Regions from separate parts of the Homo sapiens genome. Here region 1 is linked to region 2. Evidence: read pairs that join two places in POLR2A ChIA-PET (ENCODE). Cell type or tissue: A673. All regions are shown on one strand. Each heading gives the region's core, and the rest is flanking DNA. Links, peaks and the distances in the headings are about the cores only. Region 1 holds the start of LOC101929255 (a long non-coding RNA gene). Region 2 has its middle 64 kb from the start of TOP3B.

Region 1 (15,345 bases), core at 4,802-12,801, 370 kb before region 2:
AGTGTCTGAATGGTCATCATGCAATCCCCGTATTTATCAATAAATGGTATAATATCCTTATCTTTAGAGAACGTTACCTTTAAACATTCAGCCTGTGTTTGGGACTAACATGTCCTGTTGGACAAAGCAGTAAAGCACGTTTCGTTCATGTTTGCTTGCTACAGGAGGAAATAGACATTACTGCTATGATAACGTACATTGCAATGAAAACTGTAGTTGGTCATGAGGTAAACGATGAGGCATCTATGCAAGACTTATCAACTGTGAACCATTTTGTACAGAAGCAGATGCCCCTCTCCAGCTGGAGGGGCTGCTACCTCTGCCACCAGCTTCATCTCCCCTTCTTTGGCCACTGTTGCATTTGCGGCTGCTCCTGGGCTGGGTTGGGCACCCACCGCTAACATCATGGCCACCTCTAGACTTTCTCATATTATTCTGAGTCACCTGTAATGAGGTACGTCTGACTCTCTTAACTTGTTAGGATGCTGCAGGGCTGGAATAAAAGGAAGGGTGTCCTGGATGCTGTGGGGCTGGCATAAAAGGAAGAGTGTCCTGGATACTCATGCACACTCTCCTAGTCCTGTAGGTTTCCACTGTTCTTGGAGGTAGAGAAACTGCACCAAACATAAATCTTCCTCTTTTTGGCTGTAGTAAAATATTCATACACAAAATACATTATTTCAACAATTTTCAAATGTATACTTCAGTGACATTAAGTAAATTAACACTGTTGTACAACCACAGTACTGCCACTCATCTCCACAAATTTTTTATTTTCCCAAACCAAACTTCATACCTGGGAAACATCGTTTTACTTCTTGTCACTGTGGAGTTAACTATTCTAGGTACCTCATATAAGGGCTGGCAAACAATTTTTGTCCTTTTGAAGTCAGCTTATTTCTGACGGCATGATGTCTTAAAGGTTCATCCATGCCATCGCATGGGTCAGACTTTCTTTTTAAGGCTGAATAATATTCCCTTGTGTGTGTATAATATATCTTGTTGATTCATTAGTTGACACTTGGGCTGCCTCCACCTTTTAGCTATTGTGAACAATGCTGCTATGAACGAGGATGTACAATTTTCTCTTTGAGATCTTGCTTTCAATTTTTTCAGGCACATTCCCAGAAGTGAAAATTCTGATAAAATGGTAATTCTATGTTTGATTTTATGAGGAACAGCCATAAGGCATCCACAGTGGAAGCATCATTCTGCAGTCTCTCCAGCAAATCGTAACAGTTGCAATTTCTAAACATCTTTGCTAGAACTTTTAATTTTCTGTTATTTGGTTAATGCCATCCTAATGGGTATAGAGTTGTATATTATTGTGATTTGATTTGCAGTGTACTAATAATTGGTGATGCTGTACATCTTTTCATGTACTTATTGGACATTCGTAGATCTTTTTTTGTAGTAATATCTACTCAAGTCCTTTGTCCTTGTTTTTTTCGGGTTATTCCTATTTTTGTTGTTACTGTTGAGTTGTAGAAGTTCTTTCTATAGCTTGGATGCCTTATCAGATATAAAGTTTGTAACAATCTTTCCCATTCTATTATCTGCATTTTCACTCTGTTGGTAGTGTCCTTTGCTGCACATAAGTTTTACAGTTTGATGAAATGCAATTTATCTATATTCTTCTTTTTCTATGTTTTCCCTGTCTTTTTTGTGCCATATCCAAGAAATCATTTCCAAACCCTACGTTGTGGACCTACTTCCCAATGTTTTCTTTTAAGATTCAGTTGTGGCTCTCCCATTTGTGTCTTTGATTCACTTCCAGATTGCATGTGGATATCCAGTTTTCTCAACAGCATTTGTTAAAAAGACTGTTCTTTCCCTCACGAATGGTCTTGGCAAGCTTGTTGAAAATCATTTGACCATATAACTGAGAGTTTTCTCCAAGGCACTCAATTCTATTCTATTTGTCTGTATGTCTGTCTATATGTACCACTCTGTTTTGATTAGTGTATCTTTTTAGTATGCTTTGGAATCAGGAAGTGTCAGGATTCCAACAACGTTCTTCTTTTACAAGATTATTTTGGCTATTTTGGGTATCTGGATTTTAGAATTATATCCATTCTTGTACCAAGTAGTATTGGAATTTTGATAAAGATTGTGATGACTCTATAGTATATTTTATTTTGGTTTCTACTGGTATCTTAACAATATTGAGTTTTCCAATACATAATCAAAAACGTCTTTCCATTTATTTGTGTATTCTTCAATTTCTTTTAGCAATGTTTTATTGTTTTCAATGTGCAAGTGTTTTACCTTCTTAAGTTTATTCTTAAGTATTTTACATTTATTTATTTATTTGGGACAGAGTCTCACTGTGTCACCTAGGTTAGAGTGCAGTGGCACCATCTCCTCTCACTGCAAACTCTGTCTCCTGGGTTCAAGTGATTATTGTGCCTCAGCCTCATGAGTAGCTGCAATCACTGAGTGTGCCACCCACCCAGCTAATTTTTTTTAATCTTTTTTTAGTAGAGACAGGGTTTCACCATATTGGCCAGGCTGGTCTCTAACAACTCCTGACCTCAGATGATCCCCCGTCTCAGCCTCCCAAAGTGCTGGGATTATGGGCACCAGATACCGTGCCAGCCGCATTTTACTCATTCTAATGACGAAATTTGAATTGTTTTCTTTTTTTTTTAATGTATAAGAATGTTCATAGTAGTTTTATTCCTAATAGCCAAAAAAATAAACTGGAAATAATCCACATGTTCCTCAACTGGCGAATGGTTAAACAAGCTTGATACAACCGTACCATGAAACATTACTCAGCAATAAAAAGAAACAAACTATATAATTGATACAACGCAACTCAGATATATCTCAAGGAAATTGTGCTCCGTGAAAAAAGCCAATGCTGAAAGGCTGCATAATATATGATTCCATTGTTATAATATTCTTTTTTTTTTTTCTGTAAGTTATTGGGAAGATGGTGTTTGGTTACATGAGTAAGTTCTTTAGGGGTGATTTGTGAGATCCCGGTGCAGCCATCACCTGAGCAGTATACACTGTACCATGTTTGTTGTCTTTTACTCCTCGCCCCTCTCCCACTCTTCCCCCCAAGTTATTTCTCATTTTGGTAGGCTCTGTCAGAGGAGAGGTCTAGGGCTAAAGGCTGGTAAGATTTTTTTTGTTCCATGGGGTGTTCCCTTGATGTAGCACTCTCCCCCTTTTCCTGTGGATGTCTTCCTGCGAGCTGAACTGCAGTGATTTTTGTTTCTCTTCTGGGTCTAGCCACCCAGCAAGTCTACCCGGCTCTGGGCTGGTACTGGGGGTTTCTGCACAGAGTCCTGTGATGTGAACTATCCATGGGCCTCTCAGCCATGGATACTAGTGCCATGGATACTAGAGCCAGGAGGCCTCTCACCCGATTCGAATTGTTGCAAAGTTCAGCTAGGGAAGTCCTTCTTCCCGTGGAGTTTTACCCGCTGCTTGTCTGTCCTCCTTCCTGATGTATTCCTGTGGTGCCAGAAAGGAATGGGTTGCTTGGGGATTCAGCAAGTTCCCAGGGCCTCCCCGCTACCTCCTACACCTGTGTATTTCACTGAGCTTGGCTGTCTAACTTAACTCCGTTCCAGGTAAAGTTGAGAACTTCTCCTGCTAACAGACTTTCACATTCTTCAGTAGGGGTGTGTGTTTGGGAGAGGAGGGTCTCCTTTTCCCACTTCCGCAGTTGAGGCACTCACAGTATTTGCGGTGTCTCCCGGGTCCTGCGGGTGCAGTCCCCTTCCTTCAGAGGGTCTGTGGGTCCTCTTGAATTGTTTTCTTAATTTCATTTTGGGTGGTGTCCTGTTTGGTTAAGTATAGAAATACAAGTGACTTTCCTTCCTTTTTATTTTTTTATTTTTGGTAGAGACAGGTTCTTGCTTTGTTGCTCATGCTGTTCTTGAACTGTTGACCCCAAGCAATTCTCCCACCTCAGCCTCCCTAGTGTTGGGATTATAGGCGTCAGCCACCATGCCTAGCCATGAGATGTTCTTAAGTGGTGATTTTGTATCCTGAAACATTACCAAATTCACTTAATCATTCTTTCAGAATTATTTTCTGGGTCTTTTAATGGCGTTCTACATATGACATTATGTCATCTGAAAACAGAGATAATTTTATACTTTTATTTCTAGTTTTTATTCTGTTTATTTCTTTTTCTAGGCTAAATGCTCTGCCTAGGTCTTCCAATAATATTTGGAATTGAAGATGTGAAAGTATGCATCCTTGGTTTGTTCCTGATATTACAGAAAATGTCTCTGGTTGTTCAGATTTTATGTGATGTAAACTATGGGAGTTTCATAGATGGTCTTTACTATGTTGAGGTAGTTTCCTTCTATTTATAGTTCATCGAGTGTTTTTGTCATGAAAGGGTGTGGAATTTTGTGAAATAATTTTCTGTAGCCAAGGTCTTACTGCTTTGCATCTGGATGAGCCACTCTGCTCTACATCAACCCATACCATGTCTATTACATGCCTGGCTTTCCAGAGGAAGGGATACCTTGTGTTCTCCAGGGGCCACTCCACCAGACCCACAACAGTAGTAACCTGCATGAGGTGAGAGGGGAACAGAAGAGGCCCTCTGTAGATGTTGACTGGGATGGAGGTATCCCTGCCACCCTGGACTCAGACATGGGCAACGTGTTTAGGGACAATAGGGGAATGGACTAGAACCAGAAGCAATAGAATGAGGGGACTGGCTCAGTGTCCTGTGGGTAATTTGGGGTGACAGTTACAGAGAGTCACCCCATTTGTCCCAGAGTTGGTGGCTGTGTTGATGAATCTCTCAAAAAAGTCAGTTCCTTTCTCACTCTGACCACTACCTGCTGATAGCCCCTCTTCCTTTAGATTGATCAGGCATTCATCAGGCATTGATCCTTTATGCCCCACAAATGTAGGAGACCAGCTGGACTTCTATGAATGGCCCTGAAGTTTCTATTAATGGGTTTTAGATGAAGGAAAGGGGGTGAAATGGTTCTTTCATGCAAATCAGCCCCCTCCTCATAACTCCCAAGCCCTTAGTAGAACCTCACCCCAGAGAGTCATCTGAATACATTTCCCAGGTGGGATGGAGAAGGCCAGTCTGGCTACAGCCAGCTTTCCTGTGAGGACACAGCCACTGATCCAGTGGGCAGATGAAACAAGGTCACAGCAGGGGTGGACTTCCCAGCTGTTATCATCTGCAGACTGCTCCAGGACAAGCCCAAAGCACTCAGCGCTACCTCAGTCCCAGACCCATTGAGTCCTTCAGTTTCTCCATGCCTTTGTCTATTTCCTTTTTCACCAAAGATAGAACGTGAAGGCCCTTGTTAAGATGCATCTGCACTTATTGTTCTGAACACAATTCCTGTACCATGACATGCCTGTCTGGTCCACTCTGCTAATTTTAGTAAAGTCCTGGGATCTTGGCCTCACTGAAGGAGATTCCCTGACAAGCATCAGAGCCCTGAAGTTTCATCTGTCATGGGACAGAAGGAGAGCCCCTCTGAGCTCTTCTAATCTTACATGTTATTTATGCTCTCCTGGCTGAAGCCATTCTGTGTAGGGACTAAAGAGCCCTTTTGCATCTGGTTGTGACAGGACATGCGGTCCCAGGTCCAGAACTCAGGCTGCAGCAATTTCTGGGGAGGCCCTGAGTCTGCAAACTTAAAGGATAATAGAAAGAATTAGGGAAGTGAGTGGGGATCATTGACTGGGGATCATATCACATGTATTTAGTGCCAACTGACATGTTCACTTGAGGGTAGCTCTCTTAGAGAAGCTCTGTCTTTGACGTTAAGCACCTAGACCTGGCATCAGGAAGGGCAGGCCTGCCACAGCTCTGCCTCTTTCAAGCTGCGAACCCTGTGTGGAGTTTCCCGATAAAATGCAGGGCACCCAGTTGTTTGTATTACAATTGAACAATACTGTGTGGGTGATACACATACAGATTCTTTATCATTGTTTTTACTGAATTCAAATTTAACTGACCTCCAGTGTTTATATCACATTGGTGCACAAGTCCTTGTGGGTTTTGCCATTACTTTTATTTGTAAAACCTGCAATTACTTGTGCACCAATTTAATATTTGATAAATTTTAGAACCTTACCTCCAGGCCACAAAGCATTACCTCTTCAATCACGGTCTACTGCCTGAAAAGCAATAATAAAGCTATTGTCAGGATTAAATGAGGTCACATCCTCAGGAATTAAAAAGCTGTTGATTGATAGTAAGATTGCAATTGTTCTAAATCTTAATGCAACCTGTCAAAAGCTCTGGGATACAGCAAAAGTGGTGCTTAAAGGACAGTTTATAGCATTAAATACCTACATCAAAAAGTCTGAAAGAGCACAAGTAGAAAATCTAAGGTCACCCCTCACAGAACTGGAGAAACCACAACAATCCAAACCCAAACCCAGGAAAAGAAAAGAAATAATGAAGATCAGAGCAGAACTAAATGAAGTCAAAACAAAAAAAAATACAAAAGATAAATGAAACAAAAAGCTGGTTCTTTGAAAAGATAAATAAAATTGGCAGACCATTAACGAGATTAACCAAGAAAAGAAGAGAGAAGACCCACATAAGCTCAATTAGAAATGAAACGGGAGATATTACTATTGATACCACAGAAATACAAAAGATCATTAAAGGCTACTATGAACTCTTTTATGTACATAAACTAGAAATCTTAAAGGAGATGGATGAACTCCTGGAAATATACAACACTACTAGGTTAAACCAGGAAGATGTAGAAACTCTGAACAGACCAATAACAAGCAGCTAGATTGAAATGGTAATAAAAAAAATTGCAAACAACAAAAAATCCAGGACCAGATGGATTCACAGCTGAATTCTATTAGATATTCAAAGAAGAACTGGTACCAATCCTTCTGACTCTATTCAACAGCATAGAGAAAATGGGAATCCTTTCTAAATCATTCTGTGAAGACAGTATCATTCTGATACCAAAACCAGGGAGGACATAACAAAAATAAACTACAGACCAATATTTCTGATGAATCTAGATGCAAAAATCCTCAACAAAATACTAGCTACCCAAATCCAACAGCTGTCTTAAAGATAATCTACCATGATCAAATTGCTTTTATACCAGAAATGCAGAGATGGTTTAACATCCACAAGTTGATAAATGTGATACACCATATAAACAGAATTAAAACACAAAATCACATGATTATCTTAATAGATGCAGAAAAGGCATCTAACGAAATCCAGCATCCTTTATGATTCAAACTTGGCAAAATCAGCATAGAAGGGACCATACCTTATGGCAACAAAAGCCATCTATGGCAAACCCACAGCCAACATTATACTCAATGGGGAAAAGTTAAAAGCATTTCCCCTGAGAAATGGAACAACAAAAGGATGCCCACTTTCACCACTTCTATTCAACGTAGTACTGGAAGTCTTAGCCAGAGCAATCAGACAAGAGAAAGAAATCAGGGATATCCAAACTGATAAGGAGGAAGTCAAACTGTCACTGTTTGCTGATAATATGATTGTATACATAGAAAACCCTGAAGACTCACCCCAAATGCTTCTAGCACTAGTGAAAGTATTCAGCAAGTTTTAGGATACAAAATTAAAGGACACAAATCAGTAGCAGTGCTATACAACGACAGCAACCAAGCTGAGAATCAAAGCAAGAACTCAACCCCTTTTACAATAGCTGCCAAAAAACTAAAATACTTAGAAATATACCTAACCAAGAAAGTGAAAGACCTCTACCAGGAAAGCTGCAAAACACTGCTGAAAGAAGTCACAGATGACACAAATGGAAATACATTTTATGCTCATGGATGTATAGAATGAATATTGTGAAAATGACCATACTGCCAAAACAATCTACAAGTTTAATACAATTTCCATCAAAATACCACCATCATTCTTCACAGAACTTCATAGAACTAAAATTCATATGAAACCAAGAAAGAGCCCCGGTAGCCAAAACAAGTCTACACAAAAATAACAAATCTGGAAGCATCACATTACCTGACTTCAAACTATGCTATAAAGCCATAATGACCAAAACAGCATGGTACTGGTATAAAAATAGGCACATAGACCGATGTAACAGAATAGAGAATGCAGAAATGAAGCAAAATACTTAGAGTTAACTGATCTTTGACAAAGCAAACAAAAACATAAAGTGGGAAAAGGAGACGCTATTCAACAAATGGTGCTGAGATAATAGGCAAGTCACACGTAGAAGAATGAAAATGGATCTTCATCTCTCATCTTATACAAAACTAACACAAGATTGGTCAAAGACTTAAATCTAAGACATGAAACCTTAGAAATTCTAGAAGAAATTGGCTTAAGCAAAGACTTTATAACCAAGAATCCAAAATGAAATGCATTAAAAACGAAGATAAATAGATGGGACTGAATTAAATGAAATAGCCTCTGCACAGCAAAATAAACAGTCAGCAGAGTTAACTGACAACCCACAGAGTGAAAGAAAATCTTCCCAATCTATACATCTAATAAAGTATTAATATCCAGAATCTACAAAGAACTCAAACTAATCAGCAAGAAAAAAACAAACAATCTCATCAAAAAGTGGGCTAAAGACATGAATAGACAATTCTCAAAAGAAGATATACAAATGGCTAACAAGCATATGGCAAAATGCTCAAGATCACTAACGATTAGAGAAATGAAAATCAAAGTCACAATGCAATACCACCTTACTCCCTCAAGAATGGGCATAATAAAAAAATTAAAATAATTGATGCTGGCATGGATGTGGTGAAAAGGGAACCCTTTTACACTGTTGGTGGGAATGTAAACTAGTACAACCACTATGGAAAAGAGTGTGGAGATTCATTAAAGAACTGGATCTACCATTTGATCCAGCAATCTCACTACTAGGTATCTACCAAGAGGAAAAGAAGTCATTACATGAAAAAATTACTTGAACACTCATGTTTATAGCAGCACAATTTGCAATTGCAAAAACATAGAACCAACCCAAATGCCCATCAATCAATGAGTGGATGAAGCAAATGTGGTATATATATATATATATATATATATATATATATGTAGACTGCTACTCAGCCTTAAAAAGGAATGAAATAATGGCATTAACAGAAACCCGGATGGAATGGAGACTATCATTATAAGTGAATTCACTCAGGAATAAAAGGGCAAACATCATATGTTTTCACTCATAAATGGGAGCTAAGCTATGAGGACACAAAGGCATAAGAATGATACAACGGACTTTGGGGACTCAGGAGAAAGGGTGGGATGGGGTGAGGGATAAAAGACTACACATTGGGTACAGTGTTCCCTGCTTGGGTGATGAGTGCACCAAAATCCCAGAAATCACCACTAACAAACTTATTTATGTAACAAAACAACATCTGTTTCCCAAAAACCTATTGAAATAAAAAAATTTTAAAAAACACTAAAAACCTTAAAAGCCAACATAAAATAATAAATAGAAAAACTTTAAAAAGATAAGAAATTCTCCCATTATAGAAAGAATTAGAGGGAAGAGATGAAGAAGCAAGAATCCTGAGAAGCCCTCACTGACTCCTGTCACCTTAGATGAACATCACCCGTAGAGTTTGATTTGATGGACAATGAATTCAAACTTTAAAATAAATAAGTAAATAAATAGAATCAGAAGAGAATGTCCTAGACCCTCAAAGGTTGTAATGAGCCCTCTGTAGAATGGGATGCAATTCAGCAACAGCAGGGAGAATCTGAAAAGAAGTGTGCAGAGTGAAAGAAGCTCGAACAAATGGGAAGATAGTGTTTGATAACACTAGTAAGTTTCAGAAAATGGAAACCATACAGTAGTGGCAAAGGCAGATTCCTGGCTGCCCAGGAGGGCATTCGGGGAGTGAAGGAGATGACAAAGCATCATGAAGGGCTGCTGGGGTTAGTCAGAGGTTGCATAGCTCAGTGGTGGTGATATTTTCAAAGATCCAGAAAAATGCCAAAATGGGCCGAATTTAATGCTATAAATTCAGCTGGTTTATTAGGTGTGCATTTTTCCTTCATGAAAGGAGTTTTGTTAAAAAAAAAAAAAAAGAATAGGCCTGGGAGAAAAGAAACACAGGGACTCACATTGAGGAGCAGGGAGAGGAAGACACCACTCCGGAAACTCCTGGAATTGGGGAAAGGAGAATAATGAATACATGGGTTCCCTATCAGAGGTGGGTCTGAGGTGACACAACTGGATCTGCCACCTGAGTCCAGAACTTCAGTGTAGAGACTTTGTGTCCCAAGTTAAGGGAGAGGGATATTCTGCTTCCTGGATTCCCTGTTCCTGACTCTGAGGACAGAAGGGGAGGAGGAGCCTCCACTCCCAGGCAGGGCCCTGGATGCCCCTGGGACCATGAGGGAAGCAGCAGCCGCAGAAGCCACAGGCCAGGCCTGAGCAGCAGCTGCCGGGGCTCACCCTCCTGGCAGAGGAGGAAGTGGGTTCTTGTCTCAGTTCCCCCCGGGCCTGGAGCACTGTGGAACCACTCAGGCTGCTGTCATAGGACTGGCAGTAATAATCAGCCTCATCCTCAGCCTGGAGCCCAGTGATGGCCAGGGAGGCTGAGGTGCCAGACTTGGAGCCAGAGAATCGGTCAGGGACCCCTGAGGGCCGATTGCTGTTACCATAGATGAGGAGTTTGGGGGCTGTTCCTGGAAGCTGCTGGTACCAGTGTACATCATAACCTGCCCCGATGTTGGAGCTGCTCCCAGTGCAGGAGATGGTGACCCTCTGCCCTGGGGCCCCAGACACTGAGGGCGGCTGCGTCAGCACAGACTGGGCCCAGGACCCTGGAAGTGGGAGAGACACAGGCATCATTATTCGGCTTCTAGAGACAACAGGAGAAAGCAAGAATCCATAGGCTTCCCAGGGCCCCTCCCCTGGACCTGTATCCAGTCACCTGTGCAGTGAGCGAGGAGAGTGAGGAGGAGAGGAGACCAGGCCATGCTGGAGATTGTCCTGAGTGCTGCCTCTTGTGCCCACAGCTGAAGCAGAGCCTCCCCAAATCTCTCCCTGCCCCTCTTCATACTCTGAGAGTGGGAGGGTCCATCCATGCAAATCAGACCCCCAGCTTTCTAATCCCACCCTGGGCCCTGGGTCAGGTCCCTATGCCTGAGGATGTCAGGGGGTGGCAGGGGTGGGGCTGTGTGGTCCCACGGGTGTAAAGGACGCAGCTGTGAGCCCTGAGCAGAGGACACTAGGCAGGACAGGTGGCTGGTTCTGCTCTGATCAACCTCAGTCTTCTCAGGAATGATCCCCAAGTGCCCTCTAGTGTCCAGACCGAGACAAACCATGGTATGACAAGGTGACCAGAGCCTCTAGAGACCCCACTGCCTCCGCACTGTTCTGTCCACTGCCCCCTGTCAGGGCCAGGCCAGGTGGTGCCTGTGTCTTCTCCCTGTGACCTCAGTCCTCCCACTTTACTGGGCTCCTCGGGAGTGAATCTGTCCGTGGCGCTCTCACTGTTTATTGTAGAGGACTCAGGTGGTGACTACACAATGTCCTCATAGGTCACAATCAAACCCAGAGCAGGGACCGACTTTCATGGACTCACGTTCCCATTTGTGGGGACACCGGGTCCTCTCATGTGGCTCCTCCCTGGTGGCCAGGGCTCTCCTTCCTCTGTGGATCCTGCAGCGCTGAATAGAAGGGAAGCTCTTCCCTCTAGGAGGCCCAGGGCACATTCCCAGAGGGTTATTCTGGTCAATCTTCATTCTCTACTTCCCCTGAATTGCAGTCATAGTCATCTGGATCTTGTGACCGGGCTGAGCTGTGTCTCACATACAGGACAAGGCTGCTCATGGCCCTCTCCCTGCCCAGGAATGCTCTTCCTGGTGGATGCCCCATCAGCTCTTAGGGTGAGGGCAGAGCGAGGAGCAGGTCCACAGCTACCTCTCCCAGTTCAGCCCCATCCTGGGTCCAGTATAATGTGTCCCATGTGATAAGAGGTAGGTCTCTGTCAAGTAGTTGCTGAGCACGTATCTTTTGCTGGGCATAGAGCTCAGCTCTGGAAATGCCATAATCCCTACCTAATGCCATAATCCCTACCTAGACAGCCTAATCCCTACCTTTTGCAGCTAACCCTGATGAAAACACAGGCATAGGAAGGGCACAGGAGTCCACTCTTCCACCCCCTTAATCCCTGGGGCAGAGACCAGAGAAGTCCCTGCTGCACTCCAGGGTCTGAGAAGAGACTTCGACTTGGTGGCATCACAGGGGAAGAAGGAAGAAGGGACTACAGGAGAACCAAGGGCATATGGGCATGACCTGAAGATTCCTGGTGTTCAGGTGAAGATGTAAGGAAGTCCACGAAGTAGATACAGATGAATAAGATTAGATAAATTACAGGATCTAGGAGAAGTGGACTGCCGGGAAGGAGAGATTGGATTGAGAAAGACACCCTGGCAGGGCAAGTCCTCAGAAATCCAAGAAGATGTACTTTTGTTCCCCAAGTCCAGGAGCTTGTTGACTGGTTGGGCCTGATCTGCTGGGGCTACTGGAGAGGAAGGCAGGGAGGAGCCACGTGTCAGCAGGAGAGGTGAGGAGAGGGGGAGAACATGAGCAGAAGAAGAGGAGATGCCACTTTAGGACAGCCTGGATGGGAGGTGTGCGATGGGAATGTCCACATGTACAGATATATTTCTAGATATTTCATATAAATGGGATCATGTTAATTTTTAGATTGTTGTGAGAGAAGAAGACAAATTCAAACTATCTTGCTATTATTCTAAAAGGCGGTGTATCTTCAGCAAAGAAAATTTGCTTCACAGGTGCTATCCTGGTGGACTGTAAGCACTGGGTTTTACAAAGGCTTTTTTACATTTCTTTTACCATCATACTGCTTTTTTTTCCAGAAATATATATACCAATTAAAATTGATGACATAAGTTAAGATTACATTTTTGTGAAAGTTATGCACTTATCTTTTTGAAACGTATACTCTGAACCTTTCAGAGGTTATTCATTGAGAAGACCAAGAACATTCACTACCTAATGTATTCATGCTGTTGTTTCTGAGGAGTAAACTCTTGAAGCTCTGGAATTAATTTTCTTAGATCTTGGAGTAATTCCTAAGGGGTAATGAAACTTTTCTTTGCTAACCCTGTATTTATCTAAGGAACCCTCTCATTTCTTTTTTTTTTTGTGACAATGGCCTGTAGATACAGGGTTGGCATCATTAGCTCCTGAGTGGAAAATGGACCATGACAAGGAATGAGAGCAGAAGAGTGAGTATAGAATTTTGGTAATCAAATAGCTCTAGACCTGAGGAAATAACATGAAATTATTTGGTAGAGGTGGCACTTTCTAGAGGGACACAGAGAAGGAGAATCTAAGGTTTGAGAAATCTAGGAGAGTTCAGTTAGGCTTTAATCATCGGCTTTGTGTCCTGAAGGGGCAGGGTCACAGCTGAATCAAAGCCAGGTTGCTGCTGATCCAAGACCCTGTGACCAGGACTGAGGTAAGACTCTCAGCAGTGACACGGCTGACCTGGCGGAGCAGTCGCCTTGAGATGAGAGCAGAAGGAGGCTCCCTACACAGTGCATGGACAGAAAGGGAGGTGCAGGTGCTGTCCCCTGAGTCTGGTCCTTACTTGAAAGAGGGGCAGATGGAGGACAGGTGCCGAGGTGATGGTGATCAGTGGCTTCTAGTGTGGCTTCTTGAACTTCTTTCCCTTTTTTTTCTCCTCTGAGCTTAGGAGGCCAACATGAGGGTGTTTATCTGCTTCCTGTCTCTCTGGAGGCTACCTGATTCTCCTATCAATGCCTTCTTGATGAGCATGGATGTGTCTTGGCCCAGAATTGATGTGCAAAAAGAATATCAGAAAGGCCAGAGAGCCCACGATGGAGATTTGTGGGTCAGAGTCTCTCTTGCCTGTGTCCCAGCCCAGCTGTCAGTTTTCGCAAGACAACACCCATCACGAACTGAAGTTGAGGGTGGAGGGTAGAGTGATTCACACACTGGGGCTACTTAGGCAGAGCTCCTGGTCTTTTTCCTCTTCCTGTCATGTCTAGACCCCAGATCTCCCAGCCATGAGTTCAGCATATAAGTGTCCCCAGCTGCAATGTTTGGGACAGGCAGTGTGTGGCCCAAACCCATAAGATATGCTCCCTGGTCCCCATGATGCTGTCATGGGAGATGGCATGAACGATTTCGTCTGGTTGTCCTGAAGGCTGAGATTCCTCACCAGTGGGTCAGGGAGGGCAGATCTTTCTCATTCTGGAACTTTTTTTTTAGTGAGGATGTCATATGTAAAACTGGAGAGTCATTTTGTTTCCAAATAGGAATTCAGCCAGGGGACAGGAGAGGTTATGGAGAACAAACATCTTATATATCTCAGAGATAAGTTTTCCTCTCCCCGTTGCCATGTGGAGAGGAAAAAGTCCTGTGACACCTTTGAACAAGTCTGGGGAGCTGTTGTCTAAGTTTTCATTGTGACAATGAGCTCGAGCCTTCCTGCAGCCCCCTTGCACTTGAAGGACCCCCCAGCAGTGTGATCACTGTGCCCCACTCAGGTCCTAAGGCCAGCCTTGAGCATCTCCCCTCACCCAGGCTTCAGTACCTCCTCCCCAGACACTGGTGCTGAATCTCACCACTCACTCCCGGTGACTAGAGCTGGTCCCATGGCCTTCATACTGCCTACCTCCTTGTCCATCTTCTCTGAAGCATCTGGAGTTTTCCTCACAAACTTACCTCAGATTCTGTGTCCTCTTTGTCCAACCCTCTAATGGCTCCTCTACCCTCCCCCACACAAGCTCTCCTCTCCTCACTGTGCGATGCCACCTTATCACATCAATATTCTAACTTGATTCTCTTTTCCACAAGTCGGTGTCAGCTAGGATATTCCAGGCTTATCAATCAGCCTTTATCCATTTTGGTATCAGTGCTGGGCTCTGCTACGAGAGCATAAGTCTTAGATGTCAGAGTCTGGGAGCTTCAGTACAATCAAATTCCCATGAAAGCCCCCAGTTCTATTGGCCTGAGAGGGAGGCTCAGCCTCCCCTCAATGCCTGAGTGGGCAATAATCCTCTACGAATTCTTATCTGAGGAAAGGAACCTCTTCAGACTTTTTTTTTATCCTATTCTTACTGAAACTGAAACTCAAGAAGAAATGAGTAGATGGCTCAGGAGATCTGGTCCACCATCTGAGCCTCAGTTTATGCCACCCCTCCTCACTTTAGTAAGAGGGTCCTCACTATTTTCTGGTCCCAGACACCTCCACCACCTCCCTCCACCATCTGGGGGGACTGGCTGGCTCCACTGCCTGGTATAATGCCTGGACCTTCCCTTGCCTTCTGTGGCTGCCTCCTCTTTATTTCTGTGGAAGGAGGAAGCCAAGGGGAGGCTGGTTGAG
Region 2 (15,345 bases), core at 4,753-12,752:
CAACAAAAAATGATAAAGGAGATATCACCACCCATCCCACAGAAATACAAACTGCCATCAGAATACTATAAGAACCTCTACACAAGAAAACTAGAAAATCTAGAAGAAATGGATAAATTCCTGTACACATACACCCTCCCAAGACTAAACCAGGAAGAGGCTGAATCTCTTAATAGACCAATAACAGGTTCTGAAATTGAGGCAATAATTGATAGCCTACCAACCAAAAAAAGTCCAGGACCAGACAGACTCACAGCCGAATTCTACCAGAGGTACAAAGAGGAGCTGGTACCATTCCTTCTAAAACTATTTCAATCAATAGAAAAAGAGGGAATCCTCCCTAACTCATTTTAGGAGGCTAGCATCATCTTGATACCAAAGCCTGGTAGAGACACAACAAAAAAAGAGAATTTTAGGCCAATATCCCTGATGAACATTGATGCGAAAATCCTCAATAAAATACTGGCAAACCAAATCCAACAGCACATCAAAAAGGTTATCCACCACGATCAAGTCAGCTTCATCCCTAGGATGCAAGGCTGGTTCAACATATGCAAATCAATAAATGTAATCCATCACATAAACAGAACCAGCGACAAAAACCACATGATTACCTCAATAGATGCAGAAAAGGCCTTCGACAAAATTCAACAGCCCTTCATGCTAAAAACTCTCAATAAACTAGGTATTGATGGAATATATCTCAAAATAATAAGAGCTATTTATGACAAACCCACAGCCAATATCATACTGAATGGGCAAAAACTGGAAGCATTCTGTTTGAAAACCAGCACAAGACAAGGATGCCCTCTCCTATTCAACACAGTGTTGGAAGTTCTGGCTAGAGCAATCAGGCAAGAGAAAGAAATAAAGGGTATTCAACTGGGAAAAGACGAAGTCAAATTGTCTCCGTTTGCAGATGACAAGATTGTATATTTGGAAAACCCCATCATCTCAGCCCAAAATCTCCATAAGCTAATTAGCAACTTCAGTAAGGTCACAGGATACAAAATCAATGTGCAAAAATCACAAGCATTCCTATACACCAATAGTAGACTAACAGAGAGCCAAATCATGAGTGAACTCCCACTCACAATTAATACAAAGAGAATAAAATACCTAGGAATCCAACTTACAAGGAATGTGAAGGACCTCTTCAAGGAGAACTACAAACCACTGCTCGATGAAATAAAAGGGGACACAAACAAATGGAAGAACATTCCATGCTCATAGATAAGAATAACCAATATCATGAAAATGGCCATACTGCCCAAGGTAATTTATAGATTCAATGCTATCCCCATCAAGCTACCACTGACTTTCTTCACAGAATTGGAAAAAACTACTTTAAAGTTCATATGGAACCTAAAAAGAGCCTGCATAGCCAAGACAATCCTAAGCAAAAAGAACAAAGCTGGAGGCATCATGCTACCTGACTTCAAACTATACTACAAGTCTACAGTAACCAAAACAGCATGGTACTGGTACCAAAACATATATATAGACGAATGGAACAGAACAGAGGCCTCAGAAATAACACCACGCATCTACAATCATCTGATTTTTGACAAACCTGACTAAAAAAAGCAATGAGGAAAGGATTCCCCCTTTAATAAATGGTGCTGGGAAAACTGGCTAGCCATATGTAGAAAGCTGAAACTGGATGTCTTCCTTACACAGTATACAAAAATTAACTCAAGATGGATTAAAGACTTGAATGAAGACCTAACACCATGGCCGGGCACGGTGGCTCACGCCTGTAATCCCAGCACTTTGGGAGGCCGAGGCGGGCAGATCACAAGGTCAGGAGATCGAGACCATCCTGGGTAACACGGTGAAACCACGTCTCTATTTAAAAATACAAAAAAAAATTAGCCGGGCGCAGTGGCAGGTGCCTGTAGTCCCAGCTACTTGGGAGGCTGAGGCAAGAGAATGCAGGAACCCGGGAGGCGGAGCTTGCAGTGAGCCGAGATCACGCCACTGTACTCCAGCCTGGGCTACAGAGCGAGACTCTGTCTCAAAGAAAAAAAAAAAAAAAAGACCTAACACCATAAAAAACCCTAGAAGAAAACCTAGGCAATACCATTCAGGACATTGGCATGGGCAAAGACTTCATGACTAAAATACCAAAAGCAATGGCAACAAAAGCCAAAATTGACAAGTGGGATCTAATTAAACTAAAGAGCTTCTGCACAGCAAAAGAAGCTATTATCAGAGTGAACAGGCAACCTACAGAATGGGAGAAAATCTTTGCAATCTACCCACCTGACAAAGGGCTAATATCCAGAATCTACAAAGAACTTAAACAAATTTACAAGAAAAAGCAAACAACCCCATTGAAAAGTGGGTAAAAGATATGAACAAACACTTCTCAAAATAAGACATTTATGCAGCCAACAGACATGAAAAAATGCTCATCATCACTGGTCATCAGATAAATACAAATCAAAACCACAATGAGATACCATTTCACACCAGTTAGAATGTTGATCATTAAAAAGTTAGGAAACAACAGATGCTGGAGAGGATGTGGAGAAATAGGAACGCTTTTACACTGTTGGTGGGACTGTAAACTAGTTCAACCATTGTGGAAGACAGTGTGGTGATTCCTCAAGGATCTAGAACTAGAAATACCATTTGACTCAGCCATCCCATTACTGGGTATGTACCCAAAGGATTATGAATCATGCTACTATAAAGACACATGCACGTGTGTGTTTATTATGGCACTATTCACAATAGCAAAGACTTGGAACCAACCCAAATGTCCATCACTGATAGACTGGATTAAGAAAATGTGGCATATATGCACCATGGAATACTATGCAGCCATAAAAAAGGATGAGTTCATGTCCTTTGTAGTGACATGGATGAAGCTGGAAGCCATCATTCTAAGCAAACTGTCACAAGGACAGAAAACCAAACACCGCATGTTCTCACTCATAAGTGGGAGTTGAACAAGGAGAACACATGGACACAGGGCAGGGAACATCACACACCAGGGCTTGTTTGGGGGTGGGGGGCTGGGGGAGAGATAGCATTAGGAGAAATACCTAATATAAATGAGGAATTGATGGGTGCAGCAAACCAACATAGCACATGTATACCTATGTAACAAACCTGCACGTTGTGCACATGTACCCTAAAACTTAAAGTATAATAATTTAAAAAAAGGTTAAAGAAAAGAGTTATTGTCCCAGTGAAGTAAAAAAATTACATTTTTTTGAAAGGTATGACAATAAAAGTCTGTAAATTATGTGTGAAAATATTAACAAAATTTGAACTTTTGAAGTGTAATTTTGAGAAGTTTTAAAGAGAAATAGATGTTAAAATTAAAAATCAATGTTTAACTCTTTTATTTAGAGTAAATTAATATTAAGAAAACTGTGTTTGGACATAGAAAATCAAAATATTCAGTTTTGTATTTGTGTATTTTCAATATTAAAGTTTAATATTTAGGAAGACATAATTTTTAAAATTATAGTCCTGTTAATTATACTTAATTTTATTAAATAATTCCCAAATGTATTTTACTATAATTTACATAGAGTAAGATATGTTGGGACATAATTCCCAAATGTATTTTATTATAATTTACATAGACTAAGACTTGTTGGGACATTTTGATTTGTCTTCTTAAAATAGTAAATCATCTTATTTTAGGACAAAAATTATATAAGATTGTTCAATATAAAATTATGTTCTAATGTTTTTTACAAAAAGATATCTATATTTATAATATTTTATATCTCTCTAATTTATTTTATATTGCTTTATAAGTAACCATTATATAACATCTTAACTTGGCAAAATTATTTTAATAAAGCATATATTTTATGACTTTGCTTTTTTAACTTAAAAACATATATTTAGTATTTTTATTTTTGTCTTATTTTATATATTGAATTATATATTAATTAGAATTTTTAATTATTTTAACAATAATTTTTACTCAAAACCTAGGATGTAAGAAACTTTGAATTGTCTCTCATAAATTCATCTTTTATACATGAGAACTATTTTAATATTTTTATAACTATATCCAAAATATATATTTTTAATTTTAAATGACCTACACTTTTTTAAGAGTACCTATTATTTAATTTATTTTTTAAGATTTTAAATTATACAAAAAGTTTAGATAGAAGTGTTTACTTCATTTATATTCATCTAATTTAGTTACTTAAAAATTTATTTAGATTATATGTGAAAACTGAGACACAAGAAAATTATTTTTATTTCTCTAAATCATTTTTTCTTAGTAATATTAGTAGTTGGTATATGCAGTTGTTTACCTAAGTAAGATCCTTAAAGTGAAAAATATGCAAAATTTATCTATAACTTAGAAGACACAGCTATTTTATTAAACTAGCAATATTAAATTAATTTTATTTATTGAAAAACTGTATAAAGAATATTTTGTTTTTGGCTGGGTTTGTGGTTTACAACTTTCGTGCCAAATCCTTACACCTTAGTCTACTTAGCAGAGACAAATATAAAATCATCTGTCCAGTAAACCCAGGGGGAAATGTGTGTTAATAATTTTGAATTTTTTGTTTGATTAATAATTAATATTTAGATAAGTGTTGCACAGCACATCTTTATAACATATTCTTGCATAACTAAAACTTTACACCTGTTGACCAGCAACTCCCCATTTCCTCCTCCCCTCAGCTCCTGGCAGCCACCATTCTGCTCTGTGTCTCTGGAATTTGTATATTTGAGCACATTATGACTTCAGACTGAAAATTCAGCAAGACTCAATACCACGTTAAATATAAAATTGCCATAAAGCAGAAAGAGTGGTCTTAGACACTCTCATTACTTGCAGCTTCTTGGGAAATTTTTTGAGATGATGCTCTTCTCTAGGGCTCTGGAGCCTTTGAAGAATGGAAGAGGAGCTCACTGAGACAAATAGGTAGTACAAGAAGGAGGTAACAAGGCTCAGGGCAGAAAAGAGCACAGCAGTTCCCAGGAGGGCAGGAACTGGGAGGGGGCATTACAGATGAGGAGAGGGGTGGTATGGGGGAGCCCCAGCAGGACATGGGACATAATGAGGGCGAGGGAAATCACAAGGCTGAGAATGAATTTGAAATATATTTAGGAAACACAATATATAGGATGAGTAAGTTAAGTAATAAGAAAAAAATATATACCAATATGAACAATGTGTTAAGAAAGCGGACACCAGGGGGATTGATGAATATACTTTCCTGCCCTGGAGTACTCAGGAAAAAAACGGCATACCTTTTTTTGGATAGCAAAATGTTTAATTCAAATATTTTACATTTATCTTTAAGAATTTGTGTTTGAGAATAATTAGCTCTTGCCATTCTACTACTCTGTATGTATGTGGGTTATCATTCTTGTGTCTTTCTTCTGCTTGAATAAATAAAAAGCAAGAACAAAAACCAATTATGCTTAAAATCATCACTTAAAGTAAATAAGTTGTAAAAATTCCACAAATGGCACAGGAGTGAACCTATGCTTCTAATCAGTTGTCTAACTTGTATATCCACAGCTCAGGAGAATTATTTTGTCAATTCTGTGTGTTTTAATGTTTATTATGGTGACAGCTTAATTAAATATTTGCCAATGAATAAAATGAAACATCATGCAATCTCCGTAGTCTACTAAATGTTCACAGTATTGCATCAAATCAAATTATGTATATATATTTATATTAATATATTATATGTAATATAGATTAATTATTGTATATTATATACTTATATAATATGTAAGTGTTATATATTATATACTTATATAATATGTAAGTGTTATATATTATATATTTATTATATATTAATATTAGTATATGATATAATGTAATTAATATATATTATATATATTTATAGATAGATGTTAATTTTGTCATTGTGGCTCCCCACATTCACTTATAATTTCCATAGCACTCAGTACTGGCTAGGCTTGGATGCAGTGAGAAATTGACAGAAATCTTGGTGACTCACAACGAATGTATATTTCTCACTCCTCCACCATTCCCATCTCTGATTGAAATGCTTGGGGCTTCAGTTCACTTCACCTTCATCCCAGGATGCAGGATGGTTGAGAGAATTCTGTGAGAACACTGTGGGTGTTACGTCAGAGATGATAGAACTTGACAAAGCACAGGCTAATCTTACATCTACTGCTCAGAAATTACACCTCTCATTTCTGTTCATCTTATTGGCCAATACTAGTTACATTATCACTCCTCCGTTCTGTAGGAAGAAGGGGCCGAGGTAATACTCCCACAGAGAATAGTGTTCCAGACTGTGAAGAGAACTTGAGTGTTACTATATCCCCATTACAGGTAATGAAGAAACTGGCCTAAGGAAGTGTTAAATAGATTGTCACAGACTGTGCTCTGCAGTAGAACTTTATGCCATGGTGGAGATGCCCTGTGTCTGAACTCTCCAGCATGAGAGCCATGGATGGAGAGCATGAGTCCAGGAGGCAGGTGAAATGAAGCTGGTGTGGCTGAGGAATATTTTTTAAAGTTTATTTAGTTTTAATTAATTAACTTTGAAATATACATATCAACATGCAGTTCATGGGGACTGTACTGGGTGGAGCAAGCCCAAAAACACAAATGGCAGCTGGTAAAATTTGCATCCAGCGCTAGGGCTAAAAAAAGGACTTCACTGACTGCTCAGTTCTGAGGCTGCTCTTGTCTACTGTCGTCTACCCATTCTAAAATGTAAACTCCACACATACGAGGCCTTGTCATAATTTTGTACACCATGCTTGAAAAGCAACCCCTAAGAGGATAAGTAGAGAAGAATGTGTTATGTTTTAGGTGTTTTACCTAAAAATTTGAATTAGCAATTATGCACACAGTTTGGTCAAATGTTTCACTCCACACTCTGGTCAGCAAGAGATGCTGTACATTGGGTAGCAGGTTTTCTGAACTAATGGTGTTCAGAGGATTATTCATCTGTCAACATAACCTTTGGAGTTGTATCCCACACATTTGTTTAAGAGGAAATTTGGAACTATCGAGATATAATGCATGTAGCCTTATATTCAGTGGAATGGGATAAGGAGGGTTCAACACAAAAGGCTGCCCAATACGTGAAACCATGTCCTTTTAATCCAGTGGTTCTCAGACAAGGGTGATTCTGCAGTGCTGTCTCCCTAGGATATTTTGCAATGTCTACATTTTTTGCTTGTTTGTTAGAATTTGGGAATTAGGGTGCTATAGGCATCTGATGTGTGAGTCCCAATAATCTTATAAATGTCCAACCATGAACAGAACAGCCCCCCTCACACAATGAATGACCCAGTGCACAATGTTAAAATGACAATGTTCAGAAGCCATGTTTTAAACTAAATATTCTTCATAAAGTAATTTCACAGGGACCAGAAAAACCATCCATGAAGACAAGAAAGAAAAAGTTGTGTATTTTGGAAAGAAAATAGAGAGACACATAAACAGAAAATTTGAATTCAAACATTCAAACAGGGGACAGGAAAAAGCAACCCATGCTGGTGGGGAGAGGCTGATGGCAGACTCAGGGTGAGGGCGCTCTGGGGAGTTTTCCTGTCACTGCCCAATGGGCCTGCAGCACTGTGAGATTGTAGCTTTCATCATGAGACTGACAGGAGAAGTCAGCCTCATCTCCAATCCGCAGCCCAGAGACGGTCAGGGAGGCAGAGTTGGGGGAGCTGTCCATGGAGCCAGAGAACTGATCAGAACTAGGTAAGTGACATGAATATTTGACATAAGACATGAGAATGGAAAGTAAACAGGAGAGTTGAATTTAAAAGCGTTTTGGAGAGAGAATCCACATGGCTGGTGACCAGTTGGATCACTGGGTAGGGTAGAGAAAAGAGTCCAAATAAATTGGAGGTTTCTCATTTTGTGGACCAGTTGTGCAGGCTGCTCTTAACTTTGGTAGGAGATTTTAAATAGAACCTAATTATGACACATTGGTAAGAGTTTATTTTCCTATTTCAGAAAGGCAAGCACCAGGCAATGAAGCAGGTGCGGCTATGACAGTGAAGCTTTGCCACCTATTATCACAGACACACAGTCACACACGGTGGACTCTGTCCATGTGATGAGTTGTCAGACTGAAATGCAGTGAGGGATCCCCGGCTACCTATGGGGGCCACAGAAGAGACATAAAAACCTTTTTAAGTGAGAAAGTCCTCATTAAATTATTGAAGGTTTTATGCAATTCTTTGTGCAATATATATTTATAAAGAACATACTAACATCAGCTTGGTGCCAAATAACAATGTCATCTGAAGAGCCGGGAGGGAACCCCACACTCTGGTGTGCTCACTTCAGTGGTTCTGTTAGGGATGAGGATGGTGAGCCTGCTTTTAGCTTTCCTGTTTCCCAGGGTTTTCCCCTGGGAGATGGCGTCAACACCACCTGCTACTACTAACACAAGTAGTCAGCCAGCAGGCTCCTCTCTGCTGGCTACTTCACACTTTCCCCTCTAGCCTCTGGCACCTCTTTCCACATATTCCTTCTATTGTCCCTGATTTATCTTGTCAATGACATCAGAAGATAACTCAACAAGCTTTTCTACCCACTCTGAGCTTTTCGAGTGTTGAAGGTGAGGGGCCACAATTTAATCAACTCTAGGTATTCACATTTCCTTTGTTTTATTTTATTTTATTTTATTTTAGGCTGAGCCTCACTCTGTCACCCAGGCCAAAGTGCAATAGTGTGATCTTGGCTCACTGCAACCTCCGCCTCCTGGGTTCAAGTGATTCTCCTCCCTTAGCCTCCTGAGTAGCTGGGACTACAAGCATGCACCACCACACCTGGCTAATTTTTGTATATTTAGTAGAGATGGGGTTTCTCCATGTTGGCCAGGCTGGTGTCGAGCTCCTGACCTCAGGTGATCCGCCCACCTCGGCCTCCCAAAGTGCTGGGATTACAGGGTTGAGCCACCATGCCCGGCCCACATTTCCTTTATATTGCACCTGGCATTCACAATTATGTCCTCTAATCTTTTACCTATTAGATTGCTCTCAAATACTTGTATTTTATTTCATTGATTAATCTTCTCCTTACAGAACAATTTTCCACTTACTATGCTTATAGGATGCATTAGGTATTAACTTCACAGTAAGAATCAGAGTTTCTTAAGAAGTGTAACTTTTCTAATAAAGTATATTTTAATTGTTGGTAAAAGTCTAAAATCTCACATGCCAAATAAACAAATAGGGGTCTCTGCAAAGAGAAAAAGGCCCTTTGATCAATGTGTTTCTATGTTGTGGTTGTATGGGGGTCATCTAAATGATGGGTGAAGATGGGGTTGGGGTTGCTACTCACTTCATTGGAGGAGCGGGCAGAAACCTGCCTCTGCATTGCAGTTGCATAGGACACAGTGCTCTCTCCTGGGTTGTATATTAACAAGTCAATGTCCCTGGAGCCATGTGGGGGGCAAAGATGTGGGGGGCTTTGGTCCGCCATTAGAAATGTGGTGCTGTCACACATGCATTTTTATCTCGATGGAAAACTATCTTTAAACCAGATATTTTCCCCAAAATATCAAAAATCATTTTCAACTACAAGCTAACGCTCCCACTTCATTTGTTCTTTCCAGATACTGCCTGAGGTATGTCAGAGGATAAGGAAAGGGCACAACAAGAGCACACACATGGGATCATTGTCTTGTGTGGGTGTTGGGGGCAAACAGGGACGTGGGGCCCAGGAAGCCTCAACTAAGTGTGAGGAACAAGTCTGGGTCTGTAGAAGGAATAAAGAGAGCTCTGTGACAGAGGGAAAGGGGATTCTAATGAGAGGACAGGCATGGGCCCAGGTCATAAGAAGGTGGGATAAGCTTGAGGTGACCCTGCTGAACACACACTCAAAGGCAGACCACCGGAACCTCTGAGCATTTAGTCCAGCATCTCCAAATAAAAGAGAAGGAAAATCTGGGAAAATAAATATTTCCTTAGTTTACCCTTGCATTCATTTTTACTACTGATTAATGCATGTGTATGTTCATGTAAGTATCTAGCCACAAATATATTCACAACAATGTTTCCTATAAATATTCATTAATACTGCAGATTTAGTTATTTTAACTTATGATATTATTTTTAATAGTTTTGAATAGCACACACTTTGTCACGTGGAAACCAGCCCTTGTCATTTTTGGTTTAGTTTAAACAGTGCTCTATGACGCCCCCGCATACCGAGTGAAGCTAGGGGAGCTCCTGAGTTTTCGTCTCACTTCCCCTGAGGCGCTGTGTGAGCACTGAGGCTGCTGTCCCAGGCTGAGCAGTAATAGGCAGGCTTGTCCTTGGTCTGGAGGCCAGAGATGGTCAGAGATGCCATGTTCCTAACCGGGAGCCAGGGAATCTCTCTGAGATCCCTGAGAGTTGGCTGTTTTTCCTGTTGATCAGGTGTTTGGGGGCATGGCCCTGGTGCTGCTGCGGCCAGACAGCTCCATCTTTGCCAACATTGTTGCTGTCCCCAGTGCAGGTGAGTGTGGTTGTCTATCCCAAGCCCTTGGATACAGAGAGCTGCTGAGTCTGCCCTGCCTGGGCCACAGACACTGCAGGGGGACAGAGAGGGCCATGAGAGCAGGTTTACAACCCAGTGAGCCAGAGAGTGAGGGGGTATGGAGCAGAGCTGGGTGTGGATCCCCCGACATAAGGTTCTTTCTCACCTGAATAGTGAGGGTGGAGATGGAGGAGAGGAGCCCAGAGCATAGTGCAGATTTCCAGCTTCCTGGAGCACTGCTTTGGAAACTGAGCTCCTCTAAGTACCTTTGTATCTCCCAAAAACGTCGTAAGGTAGAGTCACTGTATTCACATAAGACCTTGCTATGTGTCTCTTACTTGTCCACCCTGATCTGGGTACTCACAGGTCAGAAGGAGAAAAGATAAAGAGGAGATGAGCTGACCCAGTGGGTGGAGGTGGCCTGGCTCATTATGACTCTGGGTCGGGGCAGGTCAGTGTTGCATCCCAAACCTAGTCCAGTGAGCTGATGGCTGAACTCCCTTGGAGGCCCTGAGTGGTTTTCATTTGGGCAGGATCATCTCAGTGATGATCCTCACTGTCCTCAGACCCAAAATATTTCCTGCCTCTCTGCCACATCCGGGCATTTCAATGAGAGGAGCATCGGTTGTCCTGATCCTCTTTTCTGAAGCTGTTCATGAGGTTGGAGAGGAATCCAGGGTAGCTGGGAATTCTAAACAAAGCACTCATCAGGCTTAGCGATGCCCTTCTTACTAACAAAACGTTTGTCTTTCAGCTGTATCACCACATACATTGTGATTTCACTTAAGTCATCTATTAATATTCATTTTCTGTTTTAATTTTTTTATGAAAGCAATGCTCACAGGGTTGAATCGCATTCATTTTATTGGCACTCATATCTTCAGCTACTGAAATAACTCTCTATTGTTTTAAATTATCTTTTAACCTTCGTATGTGTTTCCATCTTTTTCAGAGGCTCTTACATAAGTGTATATAATGTGCTTCCAGTCTAACTTTCAAATAGCTCATGGTATAAACTTAAAAAAAATTATAGTGCATGTTCATATTTTAAAATAATTTATTTCTTTAGCTCTTGGCTTTTTAATTTTATTTATATATTTATTGCCTTTGAAACTCATAATAATACTTTTATTTTATTACTTCCAACTAGTTAGCATTCCATCAGCTAACTGCAGGTTATAAATTCCCCTTGTGTTTGACAACTAGCTTGTTTTTTATACTTTTCCCCTAGTAAGGACCTTCTCATAAACATTTCCTTGTGTCTCTGTACAGAGTGGACTTGGTGCAAGACAGATGCTCACCCTCTTAAGGTATCTTCGTGCTGAGGGACTTTGCTCAAAATAGCTGAATTTGTTTTTACAACCTGCTGTGAGTGAGAGTTTGGGATTCCCCACATCCTCACTGGCATCTTTTTTTTTTATTTAAATTTGCAATATCATTTAACAGCTTTCCACCCTCAGTGGCTTCATGTCTTACTCAGAAGTATGCCCACAGGAATCAAAGGTCACTCAAATCCCACATTATCTACCTCTTCTCTCTCTTTTATCTTTCTGGCCCAGGCTCTAACACTCTAAACTTTCTTTTCTTGGTTTCTCTACAAAAGGGCTTCTCACTCCCTTCTTGCTCTTTTCTTACTCTCTTTGCTTTTTGCAAGGCCTGGAAAGCTCCCCATGCACAGACATGCTTGGCTCATTCCACAATTTCTACTTGAAGATCTTATTCCCTTCTCTTTGTCTCTGGTGGAATTTAACATATTTTGATGTCACATTTATCTGCTCTCATTTTGAGACCCGTGAATGGCTTGTTTGTGTCCTTTGAACATTTTTACTGGGTTTCCTTTTTTTCTGTCTTCGCTCATTTCAAAGTTGTCTTCTGGATGCAAACAGCAATACTTTGTCCTTGCCAATGTCTTTCCACTCTTGCATATCCTTCTCTCTTTTTACCAACTGTGGTCCTCTTTGGGAAAAAAAAAGCTTCAAATAATTGCAACCAAATACTTCAAATTTTCTTTTATGAATTGACTTTTGGGTTTATTTAAGAAGTACTTTCTCATATGAAATAAAAATAATATTTCTATTTTTCCAAACTAAAGTTTTTAAACTTTTTCTTTTCTAAATTATATTTTAAATCTGTTTGGATTTTTTAATAAAAGTATGAATTAGGTACTCTACTTAATTTTATGAACAGAGTTAGCCATATTTCCAAGGTCACATAAAAAATCATCAGTCCTATCTACTCTAATTTTTAAGAGAATTATGTAAATGTCAAGATCTCAATCATGCATGATTTTAGCTAATATTGCTTGGTCAAATAACTCAATATCTGGTATCACTTCCATTACAAATTTTTGGTAAATAATCTTAGGTAATTTTTATCTCAATTTTCAATTTGAGTTTTAAAATAAGTTAAGCAGTTTCCTAAAATATTACTGAAATTTTAATTACACTTATATTAATTTGATGGATTAATCCTAGGACACTGCCATCTTTACAATACTGATTTATACAATCCATGACATAGTATAACTCTTATAGTGTATTGGTATTTTGTATTTTTTAACATTGTTTATTATTTTCTCCTATTAACCCCTTATACATTCATTGTCACATCATTTAAATACATTTTTATAATTTTTAGTTAATATGCATTATCTGTGTTGTACTTTTTAGAATAAAAAAGAAAAGTTCAGCAGCAAGGCCTCTATTCCATGACCATAATCCCATAGTGCTGCTTTTGTTGGGGCTTCAGGAGTCAGTAGTGAAAGGGAGAGTGACAGATGAGAAAATAGAATTAGTTAAATCTGAGTTCCTTTTCCAGTCGCTAGAGACACATGTGAGACCCAAGGATGCTGTGCCAGCTCAAGGGTGGTCTCCATGTCTTTCTTGCTTTCTGATGTGGCTGGAATTAGCCTCCCTCCATCCACACCATTATCTTTCTGAACAGGTTCTGCAACTCCAGGGACAGGACATGTATTACCCAAACCAGTCTGACAGTTCACCCCAGTCACCACGATGGTGTCAGGGGACATGGTGTGACTGATCTGGTCAAGTTGTCCTGAAGGCCAGAATTCCTGATCAGTGGGTCAGGGATGGCAGGTCTCGATCATTCTGGGGGGATTGTGTGCAAATTGAAATCCTGGGACTGAGGAGGTAATTTGCTCCCATGTGAGCATTCATCCAGGGGCAAGAAACGGTCATGAAGAAAGAATATCTCAAAGAAGTCTAAGAGGGAGATTCCTCTCTTGCCATCTTGAATGAAAAAGTCTCTTTGATACCTTTGACAAAGGCTAACAGGCAGTTTGATATTTCCGTTGGAGTAATGAGCTCAGGGCCTCCCCCAGCCCCCTTGCCCATGAAGGCTCCTTCTGCAGCGTGACTCAATACCATCCTGTCCATGTCCTAAGGCCAGCCTTGAGCCCTCTCCCCTCACCCAGGCTTCAGTCCCTCCTCCCCACAAACATATGCTGGGTATAAACAGTCTCCCCCAGTGACCCTAGTTGGACCCACAGCCATCATGCTTCCCACCTCCTTGTCCATCTTGTCTGAGGCATCTGGACTTTTCTTCACAAACTTAGCTCAGATCCTCTGTCTTCCTTGTCCAACCCTCTGATGGCTCCTCTACCACCATTACTGAGCTCTCCTCTCCTCTCCTCACTAAGTGATGACATCTTATTGTATTGATATTATTACTCAATTGTCTCATCTCTTCCACCAGATGGTGTCTGGTCCATGAGGACAGGGACACTTCCTGTCTTGTCCACCCTGTTTCTTGAGCCCCTAGACCTAAGGCTGGCACATAGTAGGTGCTAATTGAATGGTGTGGATGGACAGACGTCTGGCAGTTGAGGCTCTTTGGTCAGACACAGTGGGTGCTGTGTTCCTGGTCCTGTCCTGATCCATGATGGACTTGGTTCCCAGGGAAGCCTGACCCTGGTATTGAGGAATTGATATGGCTTGGCTCTGTGTCCCCACCCAAATCTCATGCTGAGGAGGGGCTGGTAGGAGGTGATTGGATCGTGGGGGCAGATTTCTTTCTTGCTGTTCTTAAGATTCACTATCATGAGTGAGTTCTTGTGAGTTCTGGTTGTTTAAAAGTGCGTAGTATTTCCCCTTCTCTCTCTCTCCTGCTCTGCCATATCAAGATGTACTTGCTCCCCTCGTCCTTCCTCCATGATTGTAAGTTTCCTGAGGCCTCCAATTCATGCTTCCTGTACAGCCTGCAGAACTGTGAGTCAATTAAAGACTGTGAGCCTTTCTTCATAAATTACCCTGTCTCAGGTAGTTCTTTATAGCAATGTGAGAATGGACTAATATAGATATTTATTTCAATATATGACAGTATGACAATTTATTATTGCCAAGGGTTGGATATGGGGGTAGAATTGAGAGAGGACTGGGAAACATTATTTAGACCATGTTTGCTTCAGTGCTTCTCATACTCCACATTTTGTCCACCAAAAAAAATCACAGTTAAGCACTTATTTGGTGAATGGGTTGGGGGCTGCACAGGGAAACTCTGTCACTGGAAAGACAGCATATCTTTGTCTTCCTTCCCCGGTGGCCTACAGTTCTGTGTGAGCATTAATGCTTGTGTGCCAAGATAAAGAAAAATAGTCAGCCTTATCCCCAGACTGGAGCCCAGAAATGCTCAGCGAAGCCTGTGAACCAGGACAGAACCCTGAAGGCCAATGGCTGTTTTCACAAATGAGGAGCTATGGAGCCATTCCTGGGAGCTGCTAGTACTCATTAACATGAAAACCACCCCCAGTGCTGGTGGCACTTCCAGTGCAGGAGATAGTGACCCTCTATCTTGGGGCCCCTGCCACTGATGGAGGTTGAGTCAGCACAGACTTGGCCCAGGACCCTGGA

The links. ChIA-PET counts read pairs that join two places held together with the same protein. Peaks named below come from ENCODE experiments on the same cell type or tissue, not always from the same donor. Only the 100,000 strongest peaks of a DNase experiment are listed, where the experiment ranks them.
Region 1: POLR2A ChIA-PET joins it to region 2 with 12 read pairs; 2 of 35 experiments call an interaction of 5 or more read pairs at or near these places.

What each region holds. Positions count from the first base shown.
Region 1 is chr22:22,405,411-22,420,755 of GRCh38, reverse strand. It overlaps LOC101929255 (a long non-coding RNA gene), which reads left to right and starts at 11,559. Exons shown (of 3, transcript XR_938052.4): 1 at 11,559-12,531; 2 at 13,154-13,219. It also overlaps IGL, IGLV1-40 and the pseudogene ASH2LP1. In A673, for the core only: a CTCF peak has its summit at 11,261 (motif pointing left); no DNase peak of the experiment used is centred there; H3K27me3 peaks cover 6,499 bases.
Region 2 is chr22:22,038,793-22,054,137 of GRCh38, reverse strand. It overlaps the pseudogene PRAMENP, IGL and the pseudogene IGLV10-67. Among named protein-coding and RNA genes, the nearest start is that of TOP3B, 64 kb to the right of the region's middle. In A673, for the core only: no CTCF peak of the experiment used is centred there; no DNase peak of the experiment used is centred there; H3K27me3 peaks cover 429 bases.